Linked DNA regions of Homo sapiens: all the other regions are linked to region 3. The links are chromatin contacts, found by Hi-C or POLR2A ChIA-PET in ENCODE. All regions are on one chromosome and are shown on one strand. Each heading gives the region's core, a stretch centred on a gene start or an enhancer-like site at or near the end of the contact. The rest is flanking DNA. Distances are from core to core; before and after follow the strand shown. Region 1 overlaps KIF13A (kinesin family member 13A). Region 2 overlaps KIF13A (kinesin family member 13A). Region 3 overlaps KIF13A (kinesin family member 13A).

What was found. A loop is a pair of places that touch in the nucleus more often than their neighbours do. ChIA-PET counts read pairs that join two places held with the same protein, here RNA polymerase II (POLR2A). Pooled maps may share reads with other maps.
Region 1: a map of endothelial cell of umbilical vein shows a loop between it and region 3 (4-fold over the local background). The contact joins two enhancer-like sites. A Hi-C loop is called at or near these places in 2 of 168 maps with a recorded cell type or tissue (breast epithelium and endothelial cell of umbilical vein) and 2 of 50 pooled maps. POLR2A ChIA-PET finds 5 or more read pairs at or near these places in 3 of 52 experiments (K562, PC-3 and Panc1).
Region 2: a loop to region 3 is called in a map of PC-3, with 8 times the contacts of the local background. The contact joins two enhancer-like sites. A Hi-C loop is called at or near these places in 15 of 168 maps with a recorded cell type or tissue (IMR-90, MCF 10A, PC-3 and 10 more) and 13 of 50 pooled maps. POLR2A ChIA-PET finds 5 or more read pairs at or near these places in 6 of 52 experiments (BJ, GM12878, H1 and 3 more).

The regions. Positions count from the first base shown.
Region 1 is chr6:17,829,452-17,833,679 of GRCh38, forward strand. It overlaps KIF13A (kinesin family member 13A), which reads right to left. Exons shown (of 39, transcript NM_022113.6): 13 at 1,650-1,784. Among named protein-coding and RNA genes, the nearest start is that of NUP153-AS1, 120 kb to the left of the region's middle. Within about 2 kb of position 1,825, at least 2 of the 41 ENCODE cell types and tissues checked have a DNase peak (open chromatin) inside an H3K27ac peak, as active enhancers do; they include PC-3 and endothelial cell of umbilical vein, where a contact is called at or near this core.
Region 2 is chr6:17,905,037-17,909,211 of GRCh38, forward strand. All of the region lies in intron 2 of KIF13A (kinesin family member 13A), which reads right to left. Among named protein-coding and RNA genes, the nearest start is that of KIF13A, 81 kb to the right of the region's middle. Within about 2 kb of position 2,820, at least 23 of the 41 ENCODE cell types and tissues checked have a DNase peak (open chromatin) inside an H3K27ac peak, as active enhancers do; they include PC-3, PC-9, ascending aorta and 5 more, where a contact is called at or near this core.
Region 3 is chr6:17,863,033-17,867,015 of GRCh38, forward strand. All of the region lies in intron 4 of KIF13A (kinesin family member 13A), which reads right to left. Among named protein-coding and RNA genes, the nearest start is that of KIF13A, 120 kb to the right of the region's middle. Within about 2 kb of position 2,404, at least 21 of the 41 ENCODE cell types and tissues checked have a DNase peak (open chromatin) inside an H3K27ac peak, as active enhancers do; they include PC-3, PC-9, ascending aorta and 6 more, where a contact is called at or near this core.

The sequences.
Region 1 (4,228 bases), core at 575-3,074, 34 kb before region 3:
TGCTTGCTTACACTGCAAAGTGAGAAATAGGACATCTGATTGACACTGATAGCGTCCAATACAGTAAACACACTGCACCTGGCCTCATGTGATTTTAAGTACCTGAACCTCAGACATACGAGGACTGTGACTATTGGTGATTCAGCCACTGCTTATCCCATTTTTTTCTATTGCTCTTAAAATAGTTTAATAACTATAATAATACCTCCCTATTTGACAGAGAAAGTATAAGGATTGGTCTTTCAAAATCAGGATTTCAGAGACAATTCCTTACCCCTACTCATTGCCTAAATGAACAGATCTTAAGTTTGTTGGGGGACTCTCAATAACTCAGGGGCTATTTGTACCAAATTTACACCTCTAGGAAAAGTAGAAGGTGAGGCTCCTTGCTTCAATTTTGGCTTATTCTCCATTGCATTTTATGTATTTACTAGGCAGATCAGAATCCTTAACAAGGTGTCTCACTGTTCTCAAGCAGGCAATACCTTCGCATTTAGAGATTCAGGTGTGTGGACAGCATATGTAAGCTGCCTTCAAGGCCCCAGGTCCCCAATCCTTGAAAGTTCGTTTCTGTAACTCAGAAAGTGTGTGTATGTGTGAGATTAAAAATGCCCTGATGGTTGGCTGAATGCCTTATGTCAGTCACAGTGTCCTAAATCAATGTCAATCAGATATCTTATTTCTCACTTTGCAGAGTAAGCAAGCAGTTCTAAAAGTGTGATCTGAGAACCCCCGGGGTCTCTGAGAACCTTTCAGGAGGCCTATGAAGTCAAAACTACTTCAATAGAAACATGAACATGTTGTTTGCCTTTGCTCTCTCATTTTATCATGTGTGTGTGTATTGGTGGAATTTTCCAGAGTCTATGAGACATGTAATGATGTTATAGCCCTGAGGGCTAAGGGTTGTACGTTTATGTTTGTAGTTTAAAATGTTCTCAGTCTTAGGGTCCAATACAGTAAACACGGATATAACCCAGACACATGAAAGTTCTTTGGAGTCCTTGATACTTTTTTTAAGAGTGTAAATGGGTTCTGAAGTCAGAAAATTTGAGAAATGCTACAGTAAGCTATCCAACGTGGCATGTCCTGCGACCACAGTGGCAACAGGGCGGCCCCATCCCACCTCTACACCTGAAGGGTGATTATGGGACCAAAAGTTATTTCCTGAGGATGTGGGTTTACAAGGGATAGACCTAGAAGAACATTGTTGTCTATTTAATCTAGGACGAGGGTCTCCTTTAGGCTTGTGTTGATCTTGAGATCTCCTTGGAATTACTCAGAAGCATAACTAAGAACCTCCAGAGCTTCTCAGGAGCTTTGTGGAAGAACACAGATATTCCCAGAATCCTCACCATCTCACACCTAGAGCCTTCTCATAAAGCTAGGCATCACCTCGACACCTACTGTTGCCCACTTATGCCACTCTGAAGCCTGGACTCACAGGAGATCAGCCCCAACTGCACAGCCCCAGATGATACAAAATAGCTGTTTTTCCTTCTCAGTGGTGATCGGAGGGCACTATCCATCTTAGTTTTACTGAGGGCTAAGCTGGATACAAAAAGCAACATCACAGAGACAGGCACCCAGATTCAACTACGAACTGTATAGGAATGAATCTTGATTGCATATGTATTTATATGTTCTCCTACCTTTAAATAATAAACCAGAAGTTCGTTAAGAGCAGGGTCTGCATTCAGATTGACTAAGTAGCATTTGTCATCCCCCACCTTGATACCGGACATCTCCAGGGAAATCCCCATGCTTTCAAGTTGTCGTTGTCTTTCCTGTGCACAAAAACAGACAAAAGAAGGAAACTCTGTTTGTTGTTCTATTCACAAGATGTATCCACGGAAAGAGTAAGTCACTGTTTCTGGGGACAATGCCAATGGGATTACACATGCTACTCTGCTCAACCACATTAACAGAGAGTCTACAGTGCATGACATCTTGTGGCAGGCGTGATAGGGGCACCAAGGATGAACCAGACACCATTTTGGCTCTTAAGGAGCTTAGAATCTAGTAGAGGGAACAAGACCACATAACTAGAGCACAAAAGAGGAGAGTGTTGTGCTATTGAAGGGTACAAAATGCCAGGGGCTTCCCAGGAGAGACATCATGATGGGTTAAGAGACCAAGAAAGGCTGCAGAAAGAGGATATATTTGAGATAGTTCTTGAAGCATAAGAATAATTTCAACAGAAATATAAAGATAGGGTGTTCTTGGGGCATGGCATACGGAAGCACACTAAAGAAAGGTTCTGGACATACTAGATGATTTCAGGGGCCAAGAACCCCTGGCAAATATCAGAAAGCAGTGAGAGTTAAGGCTGGAAGAGAAGGTTGGGTCTCTACTGCGGAAGGCCTTGTATTCACTCATTCATTCATTCATTCAAGATATATTTATTAGAGTCTACAATGTAGTAGGTATTGATCTCGGGCTGGGAATACAGCACTGAACCCAATGAAGTCCCGTCTTTCATGAAAAGTTATATTCTGGTGGGAGGAGACAGGCCATAAGAAAACAGTTAAGTCAATATGGTACATAGAATTTCCAATGGTGTTAAGTACTATGGAGAAACATAAAGCAATGTTAAGCGGGACAGTGAGTGAGGTGTAGGGGTATGTGTGGGTGTGAACGATATCTATAAGAAACACATCAGCAGAAGGCTGGACTGGGTTCCAGTGACTGCTGTTAAGCTACGTGATTGGGATGGTCCAATATTTCCAAATGATCAATGAGATTAAAAATGTTCGTGAAATATATAATGTAGAGAAATTCATAATGCACATAACCCCGAGAATTAGTCCTTCCTTTATATTTTAACTTAAGTAAAAGTTAAAATATAAACATACAGCATTTCCTAACAAGCCCAAAGAATCAAATACATTGAAAAATTATGATATGCTATACGTTACAAATTCTCTGTCAATTAGGTAGCCTCTTGGGAGGCTAAGGCGGGTGGATCACCTGAGGTCAGGAGTTTGAGACCAGCCTGGCCAACATGGTGAATCCCTGACTCTACCAAAAGATACAAAAATTGGCCAGTTGTGGTGGCACACACCTATAGTCCTAGCTATTTGGGAGGCTGAGGCAGGAGAATAGCTTGAACTGGGGAGGCGGAGGTTGCAGTGAGCCAAGATTGCGCCACTGCATTCCAGCCTGGGTGACAAAGCAAGACTCCATCTCAATAAAAAATTAAATAAATAAAAATAAAATAAAATAAAATAAAAATCAGGTAGCCTCATGCTTTGCCAGGTGATCTAAAAATCACAAAACAAGGCTGGGCACAGTGGCTCACACTTGTAATCCTAGCACTTTGGGAGGCTAAGGTGGGTGGATTGCCTGAGCTCAGGAGTTTGAGATCAGCTGGGGCAACACGGTGAAACCCCATCTCTACTAAAGTACAAAAATAATTAGCCAGGAGTGGTGGCGCAAGCCTCTAGTCCCAGCTGCTCGGGAGGCTGAGGCAGAAGAATCGCTTGTACCCAGGAGGCGGAGGTTGCAGTGAGCCGAGATTGCGCCACTGCACTCCAGCCTGGGCGACAGAGAGAGACTCTGTCTGCAAAAAAAAAAAAAAAAAAAAAAAAAAAAATCACAAGGCAGACTTTCGTTTAAATGTGAAGAGCAGGAAATATGAATGACATTTTCTGTAACCATGCTTGTTCAAATTTAGTGCTATCTAACACGTCTAGCAAATATACAGGCCAAACTGTACATTGATAAAAAGACCTGACGTCAATGTCTAAAAGTGATCTTTGCTGGGCGAGGCACAGTGGCTCATGCCTGTAACCCCAGCACTCTGGGAAGCTGAGGCAGAAGAATCACTTGAGCTCAGAGTTTGAGACCAGCCCGGGCAACAAAATAAGACCACAGCTCTACACAAAATAGATAAAATTAGCTGGGCATGGTAGCACATGCCTGTGGTCCCAGCTACTTGGGGGGACTGAGGGAGGAGAATCACTTGAGCCCAGGATGTTGAGGCTGCAAGAGAGCTGTGATTGAGCTGCTGTACTCCAGCCTGGGTGACAGAGGGAGACCTTGTCTTCAAAAAAAAAAAAAAAAAAAAAAGTGATCTTTGCAATCTCTGGTTCAGCAGAAAAGGGCCCTTAAAAGACTTTCTGAGGCTGGGTGCAGTGGCTCATGCCTGTAATCCCAGCACTTTGGGAGGCTGCGGCTGGCAGATCACCTGAGGTCAGGAGTTTGAGACCAGCCTGGCCAACATGGTGAA
Region 2 (4,175 bases), core at 1,570-4,069, 42 kb after region 3:
TACGGGCCTCATGGGGCCCAGGACGGCTTTCAATGCAGCCCAACACAAATTTGCAAACTTTCTTAAAACATTATGAGATTCTTTTGTGATTTTTAAAAAAAATTTTTTTAAGCTTATTAGCTATCATTAGTATTAGTGTATTTTGTGTGTGGCTCAAGACAATTCTTCTTCTTCCAATGTGGCCCAGGGAAGTCAAAAGATCAGACACCCCTGTTCTAAGTATTCTCCTAATCAGCAAGTATTTATTGAGTACTAACTCCCACAATGCATATTAGGAGTGCTTTGAGGGAATATTTAGAGGAATTAGGCATGGTCTCTGACATCCGGAAGCTTAAAACCATGCAAGAGAGACAGATACATACATGAATAATTAATATTAAGTGGATGGTGATAAGTGTGACAACAGAGACAGGAATGAAGAGCTATGTTCAGTCAACAAACATTTCACATGCACTGTCTGCCACTTTGTTGGGATACAAAAATAAATTAGTCTTTTTGTCTTTCAAACAAGAAACTGATTTTTTATACATATATCACAAAACAATATAAAGTGCACAGCAGCTCTCCAAAAAAGCGGGGGATTCACTGGGCAAAGAGGGAATTTTGTTGGAGGAGAAACGCCTGGAGCAGAATTTAGGAGGACTTAATAGGAATTCACCAAGCTGACAAGCCAAAGAAATGTTATCCCAATAGGGGGAATCATCTGTGCAAAAATCACCAGAGAACACAGCTCATTTGAGGGCCACAGACTCATGGGATTGTTCTGTTGCCAAGCTCAGCAGTTAGACTACAGTTAGCAGAGAAAGTGAGACCTGGGATGATGGTATAGGGATGAGGTTTTGCAGGACAGTAGGTACCATTTTCAATCAGGATTTATGAACTGTAGTTTGGAGATAAGTTTATATACTTTTCTATCAATAATCTAACATTACCTACATTGAAAACATACAACAAATGCTTCTATGAATTATAAAAAGTAGAAGGGGTTACATAAGCATCTGGAAGACCTTTGAAACCTATCACAAGAAGAATGCAAATTTCAAAAACTTTAAGTTCCAAGATAAAGCCTGGTTTGAAAATTTTAAAAAAGAGAGTCATCAGATGATCAAACCTACAATCACTACAGTAAAATTTTCTGAACATGTGAAGAAGCTGATTCATTCAAGAGACATGCCACCAAGTTTGTTTTGGAAGAATACTGGGTAGATCATTCAGAATCTACTAAGTTTAAGTATATGCTTAATGTCATTTTCTAATTGTTTTTCTCCTAACCCCTTATTTCCTCTAAGACTTTGATCTCACTGCCTATGGTGCTTTGCTTTTTCTTTTCCTTCCCTCCCTCCCTCCCTGCCTTCCTTTCTTCCCCCTTTCCCTTTCCCCTTCCCCCTTCCCTTTCCCTTTTTCTCTTTCTTTCTTCTTTTTTTTTTTTTTGGAGGAGATCTCACTCTGCTGCCTAGGCTGGAGTGCAATGATGTGATGACAGCTCATTGTAGCCTCAACCTCCTGGGCTCAAGAGATCCTCCCATCTCAGCCTCCCAAGTAGCTGGGACTACAGGTGTGCACTACCACACCCAGCTAATTTTTGTATTTTTTTGTCAAGACAGGGTCTTGGCATATTGTCCAGGCTGGTCTCGAACTTCTGGGCTCAAGCAATCCTCTTGCCTCAGCCTCTCAAAGTGAGGCTGAGATTACACGCATTAGCTACTATGCCTGGCTGCTGTGGTACTTTTCAAGAACACTATTCTTGCAGTTGGTGAGGGGAAGCTACGGTTCCATGAGAATACCTGGTAGGGCAAGAATTGGGTAGAGAAGGAAGTAAAGTCAGGAGGATGACAGACTGGGAGAAAACGGCAGAGGTAAGACACTCATGGTCTGGATACAATTCAAGAATAAAGATGCAGAGGTGCTGGGTGAGATAAGATGCTACAGTCAACAAGTGAAACCTAACATTTCAGAGGTAGCACATTTCAGGGTTGTAAATTCTAACCTGGTCATATAGTATATGTCTGTGAATTGAAATGGATGATCATTACTTTAATTAATAGCTAACACTTACTGAGTTCTAATTATGTGCCAGATAGGTTTCTGTTACTATCTGCTTTAACTCACTTAACATATTTAATGACCCTATACATAAAAACTCTCATTATTATCATTTTTCAAATAAAAAATACTGAGGAACAAGGTATACAGATTGCATGACTTTCACAAGATCATAGTTAACTGGCATCAGTACCATGATTCAAACCCAGGCAGTCTCTGGCTGGAGCACACTGTACACTTAACTGCTATTGAGTATTGCCTCTCTGGCATCAAAGAATTTGGTGAGAGCTCTTTCAGCTTAGGCTAGGTATTGATTGGATAGCAATCCATGTGGATGTTCAATGATGTGGATCATTCATGCTTACAAGGGTTATCCATGTGGTTAATAGCATGAATTAGCCCTTCTGTGTCCTTCATGAATGTGCAGGAGAAGCCTACACAGAGTGAACCTCCAAGAAGGAAAGGCATTTATGGAAAAAAAAAAAAAAGGAACTGGTATGACAACGTGGAGTTAGAAGGCTGCAAACGACTACTTCCTGCTGAGGTAGTAGGAAACTGAGGGCCACTGAAGAGGGGTATAAATAAAGCCACAAAAATGTAGATGCAGATGTGTTGGGAGCAAATCCTAGGCAGAAGGACAGCTGGAACAAAGCTAGAGTGCACAGGATATGTTCAGGGAATAGCAGGTAGACAGAATGTAATTGAGAGCCATACAGCTGGAAGAATAGACAAGAACCAAAATGCAGACAGCATTGACTGCCATGATGACTCAGCCTTTTCTCAGAAGAAATTGCCACAGATGGTTTGCGCAATGGGAATGACATGGCCAGATCTGTTTTAGGAGGGTGAGACTCAAGCGTGAATGTAAGAGGCCACACCATCTAGAGTCAGCAGTGAGACACGCACTGGTGAGCCTCTGCCTGGCACCAACTGCAGCCCTCACCGTGTGTAAGTTAAGACACTACTGCAAGGACAAGACAAAAAGTAGGACAGAAAGACAGAACACAAAGACAACTTGAAGGAAAAATCTGTAAGACTTGTTGAGTGTGTGCCCCCTCCACCTAGCCACTCCACCATGTCTACAAAGATTGAACGACTGCCCCACAGTGTGAAGGGACTTTCCACATGGGACTTCAGTCACAGACCTTGAAGCAGACCTGATGGAATGAATGAAGAAAAAAATGGCTTCCTTTCAATTGATACTTATTATATTGTTGACAGATTTAAAAATTAATTGAGGCTGGGCATGGTGGCTCATGACTATAATACCAGCACTCTGGGAGGTCACAATGGGAGGACTGCTTGAGCCCAGGAGTTCAAGACCAGCCTGAGCAACAGAGTAAGACCTTGTCTCTACTAAAATTGTTTTTAAAAATCAGCCAGGTGTGATGGTGCGTGCCTATAGTCCCAGCTATTCAGGAGGCTGAGGTGGGAGGATCGCTTGAGCCCGGGAGATTGAGGCTGCAGTGAGCCATGGTCATGCCACCGCACTCGAGCCTAGGCGACAGAGCGAGACTGTCTTAAAGAAATAAAATTAAAATGAACTCAAAATACACTTGTAATTTTAAAAAATGCTAATCCTGATATGCCTTCTTAAAAAAAAAAAACCCTGTTTCTTTTTAAAAAATTACCAGTTAATCTATTTTCATTTTCAATAAAACTCAAAAAGAAAAACAACTAATTTTGTACTGAAGCAGACAGACTTGTGGTTTGATTTTTTGGACTACTTTGGTATATTTGAACTACTTCCTTCTGGCATAACTGTATTTGGCTTAATTCTACAAGATATAATGAAGCACAGTGGTGAGGAGTTCAGGATTGGGGGTCAAACAATCCTAGCTCTGCCTTGATCTAGCCATGTTGACCTTGGACAAGTTTACTCAACCGCTGAGTCTCAGCCTCTAAAGCGGGAATAGAAGAGCACTCCTTTAGCACTGTTGAAGGATGGCATGAGGTGGCGTGGGTAATGCTGTACATCATTAGCATGCAGAGTTATTGCTCAATAAATGTTAGATGCCATTGCTGTTGTTACAACAAATAGTCCTCCTCAATTATACACGCAAAATGTCAACATTGCTGAAACTAAATTTCATCTGGGAAAAGGGTACTGGGGAGCTGAAGAATGACAGAAC
Region 3 (3,983 bases), core at 1,154-3,653:
GCTAGAGTGAGCCACGATCGTGCCACTGCACTCCAGCCTGAACGACAGAGCAAGACCCCATCTCTTAAAACAAAACATTAAAAAGAAAAGATACTTGTTCTTAGAAAGATTTCTGAAAGGAACCAATTATCGCTATTTTTCTAGCTCCCACAGAGGTCCCATTTAAAAAATATTACCGACCAAATATGATGGTGGTGACTCTCACATTTAAGGGGGTGGAGGACAGAAAGGGTGGGGTGTGTGTTTGTGTGTGCATGGACATGATGAGATGAAGGAACAGTATCATTACTGGGGCCAGGGTATGCTAATCCATATTGTCTATTATAAGAAAAATACTTTCTTTTTTTTTTTTTAACACTGAGAAGGGTACAGGGAAAAAAAAAACCCAATATAAAAAACTATATCAGCAAAACTGTGAGTGGGACAGGTTCTAGAGTTCCCCTTATTCTGCCCTTCTGGTGCCTTTTCAGCTGTGTGAACTCGTGGCCGGAGTTATACTTAACCAATTCTTCGGTTTGGTGACCTTCAGGGCACCACTGGTATAGGAAAAAGAACGATAAAAAAGGCCAAATTGTCAACCAAAGCCTAAAAAGGCACTATGACTGTTGATACAGTCTCTGTCCTCTCTTGCAATCAGCTGTCAGTGAAACACAGATGATGGCTACACTTCATTCTGCAATAGAAAATATGAAATATCAAGAACCCTCATATGGTCTCTTGAAGAGACCCTAGTTTATCCAAAAGACCGAAGGATTTTTGTTTTTTTTGTTTTGTTTTGTTTTTGCTTTGTTCACTTCTATTTTTTAAACACAACAGTCCCTTTTCTCAGCATAGGAAAAGACGACTTGCCAACTGCTTTTTGAACCTCAGTTCATGAAAAAAGGAGCTGTTTACGCTGAGTGGTGGGAATCAGGGAATTCAAACAGTGCATGGGTGGATCCCATAAAAGACGCAATATCTCCACCCTAAACGTTTTCCGACTAGTTTACACTCAAATAGAATGAGGTGCTATTTGTCTAGGGGAAAGCATACCAGCCCATAAACGAAGGTTCGTTAAGTCCCGTGGGAAGCAGGAGGATCTATGAGTATTTGTTTCTATCCCAGACAATCCGAGCAGAGCCATAACATTGTCAAATCCAAGAGGCCTGTGACTTTTCAGCAGAACCGATGCCAAAAAGGCGGTGGCCACTCTGCAGATGTTAGCTCCACATGCCTGGTGCAGCAAATTCACAGGGCAAGCCTGACCTCACTTGTTAATAACCATGACCACAATGCCAATTTCCTCTGGGGTTTATGATTAGACCTTCTATAATCATGTGAACAAGTCTTAAAACACAGGCATGCCCAAAGTAACCCATAACACAATGTCAGAACAACAGAGAGAGCTCCTGTATGGAATTTCTACAAGCAAAGTCACAGACCTGAGTCACCCAACCCTGAGTCACATACGATATGAATCTTTTTCTTTTTTGAAAGAGATAGGGTCTTGCTCTTCCACCAGGCTAGAGTGCAGTGGTGTGATTATAGCTCACTACAGCCTCTAACTCCTCGAGGTTCAAGGAATCCTCCTGTTTCAGCCTCCTGAGTAGCTAGGACTACAGGTGTGTGCCACCACTTATGGCTAATTTTTTATTTTTATTTTTTAGTAGAGATAAGATCTTGCTATGTTGTCTGAGCTGATCTTGAGCTCCTAGCCTCAAGTGAGCCTCCCACCTTGGCCTCACAAAGTGCTGGAATTATAGTCATTGTACCCAGCCTGACAGAGATCTTTGAAAAGCTAACACCCTTGGGTGTCCACACTTGTGCATAATCTGTCCCTACTTAGAACAGCAGCAATAGGCTCAAAGCCACCATGTGTGTGTACTGGGAGATGGGTAACCAAGGCAAATCTCTTTCTATAGCAAGAAAGAAACCAGGGATGGAAGGAAAAATGCAGCTATCATTCCTACACCCAACATCTGATGACTGAAGAGGCACAGGATAAAAGAGTCACAGTGGGCTGTGTTCTAGAAAGTGAGAGAATGAAATGGGAGGATATACGCCCTATCTTGTTTAAAATCTGCATTAAACAAGGCAGACACCTATGGCCCATGGCTGAATAAAACACTAAGCATGGTGATGCACAGATCAGACCTGGCATATGCACAGAGTATTTCTTGTTTTTCTAAAGTAACTACATAGAAAAGCATCCAATATTTGAACACGATCAATAATTTCATCAGTTTAAACTGAGCCCCCAGTTTTCCTTCCTTTCCCTATCTCTTCTCTTTGGAATCAGAGTAGAGAGAGAGAGGAAAAAAAAAAAATAAAGGCTGGGCTCACTATTTATGACTTGGAATTCCTGGGCCTACTCATTTGTGAGGGTGTTTTTTCACTTCTAAACAGGGCTGACAGGCACAGCGATTTTGATGAGTCTGGACTTGGCAGGTGGCCCAGCTCCAAATCAGAGCACCTGGACAGCGCAAGACCAGACAGGTTCTTCTCACATACCTGAAGGGGTGAAGAATGCCCAGCTTGGATGAGGTTTAAATAAATTCCTTTCTCAAAAATCTTTGGTGTATGGAAGTGCAGCTTTCAAAAATTCTCATATGTAGTGATTTCAAACCTGGTTTAAGTTAAATGACCAAAAACTACAGAGTTCAGATAAAGAAACTGAAGCTGTAAGGCTTGACTTGGTATTGCTAGATTTAAGTTTTAATCAACTACAGAAAAGTCTACCATTGAGGTGCCTGGTAAGAAGATCCCAAGAAACCAGGCCATGAGGGTAATAGACCACGGACACATTTTCCACTGTAGCATTCAAAAGCTATCAGTGTTAGTCTGGAAGTCTGGCTTGCAGCATGGCACGGCTGACTCATCCAGATGGATGTTTCCACCACAGCAACAGCACTGGGGCTGGCCATGAGCATGGTCTTTTTTTGTTGCTGGACACAGTGGCTGATTCACCAAGGAGGAGGTCATGCAACCACTGCCCTGGGCACTGGTCTCGAGAATGAAGAAAGAATATAAAGCCACTCACCTGTGAAGAATGTCTTACAGAGAATGTGTGTTGGAGTCATACAGGAGGGTGTTTCCCATAAAATAACTGCTGACAAAGTAAACCTTCATTTCTATCTTATTTGATGGTGTTTTACACCCCCTCTCTCTGACAAAGAAGCAGACCCAACTCAACATCTCTTCTGGATTGTGGGCTGCACAATATTTATAGTATTTGAGGCGAGGTTAAAACAAAGCCCAAACCAAATATAAGGATCCTAGAGAACTTCTGACAGGAGTGAGGGTAACTTTAGTAGTATTCCTGGCTAGGTTCTAAGCCAGAGCACTTCAATATGACTTCCTTAGGAGTCATATTGAATGACTCTTCAGGATGAGAGAGGAGAGGAGCACCATAGGCTGGAGTAGAATCCATAAAATTTTCACCAGCATACATGTCATTAACTAACATCCACATTTACCAATGCTTTCAGTGCTCTCATAGGGAGCAGGGCTTCGCTAAACCTCAGTTTTCTTATCTGTAAAATGGGGGCAGTAATAGTTTCTACCTGACTGGGTGCTTTGACAATCTTATCACCTAGTGCATGTAGAGGGATCGGCACAGTGCTTGGGATTCAATGCTCAGGGTTGTACTATCTATTGCTATTGTTATTCACCCCTCTAAACACAAGTTAAATGATGTTTCTGGGTCCAACAAACACCCTAAGGAACAAATGTGGACAAAGAAAGGGAGGTATTGAAGAAAATGGGATTTGATAGGATAAAAAATAGGTGAGTAAAGGGGAGAACAAAAAAGCAGCGCATATATATATATATATATATATATATATATATATATATATATATATATTTACACACACACATATATATACACTTAAAAAAATTTAACACGATTAGCAAAGCTCATTTATTTTTTAACATCCTTTACAAGAAAAATTTTTCTTAACTGACCTTCTTATCCAATTCTCTGGATTACCCAACATTCTCTC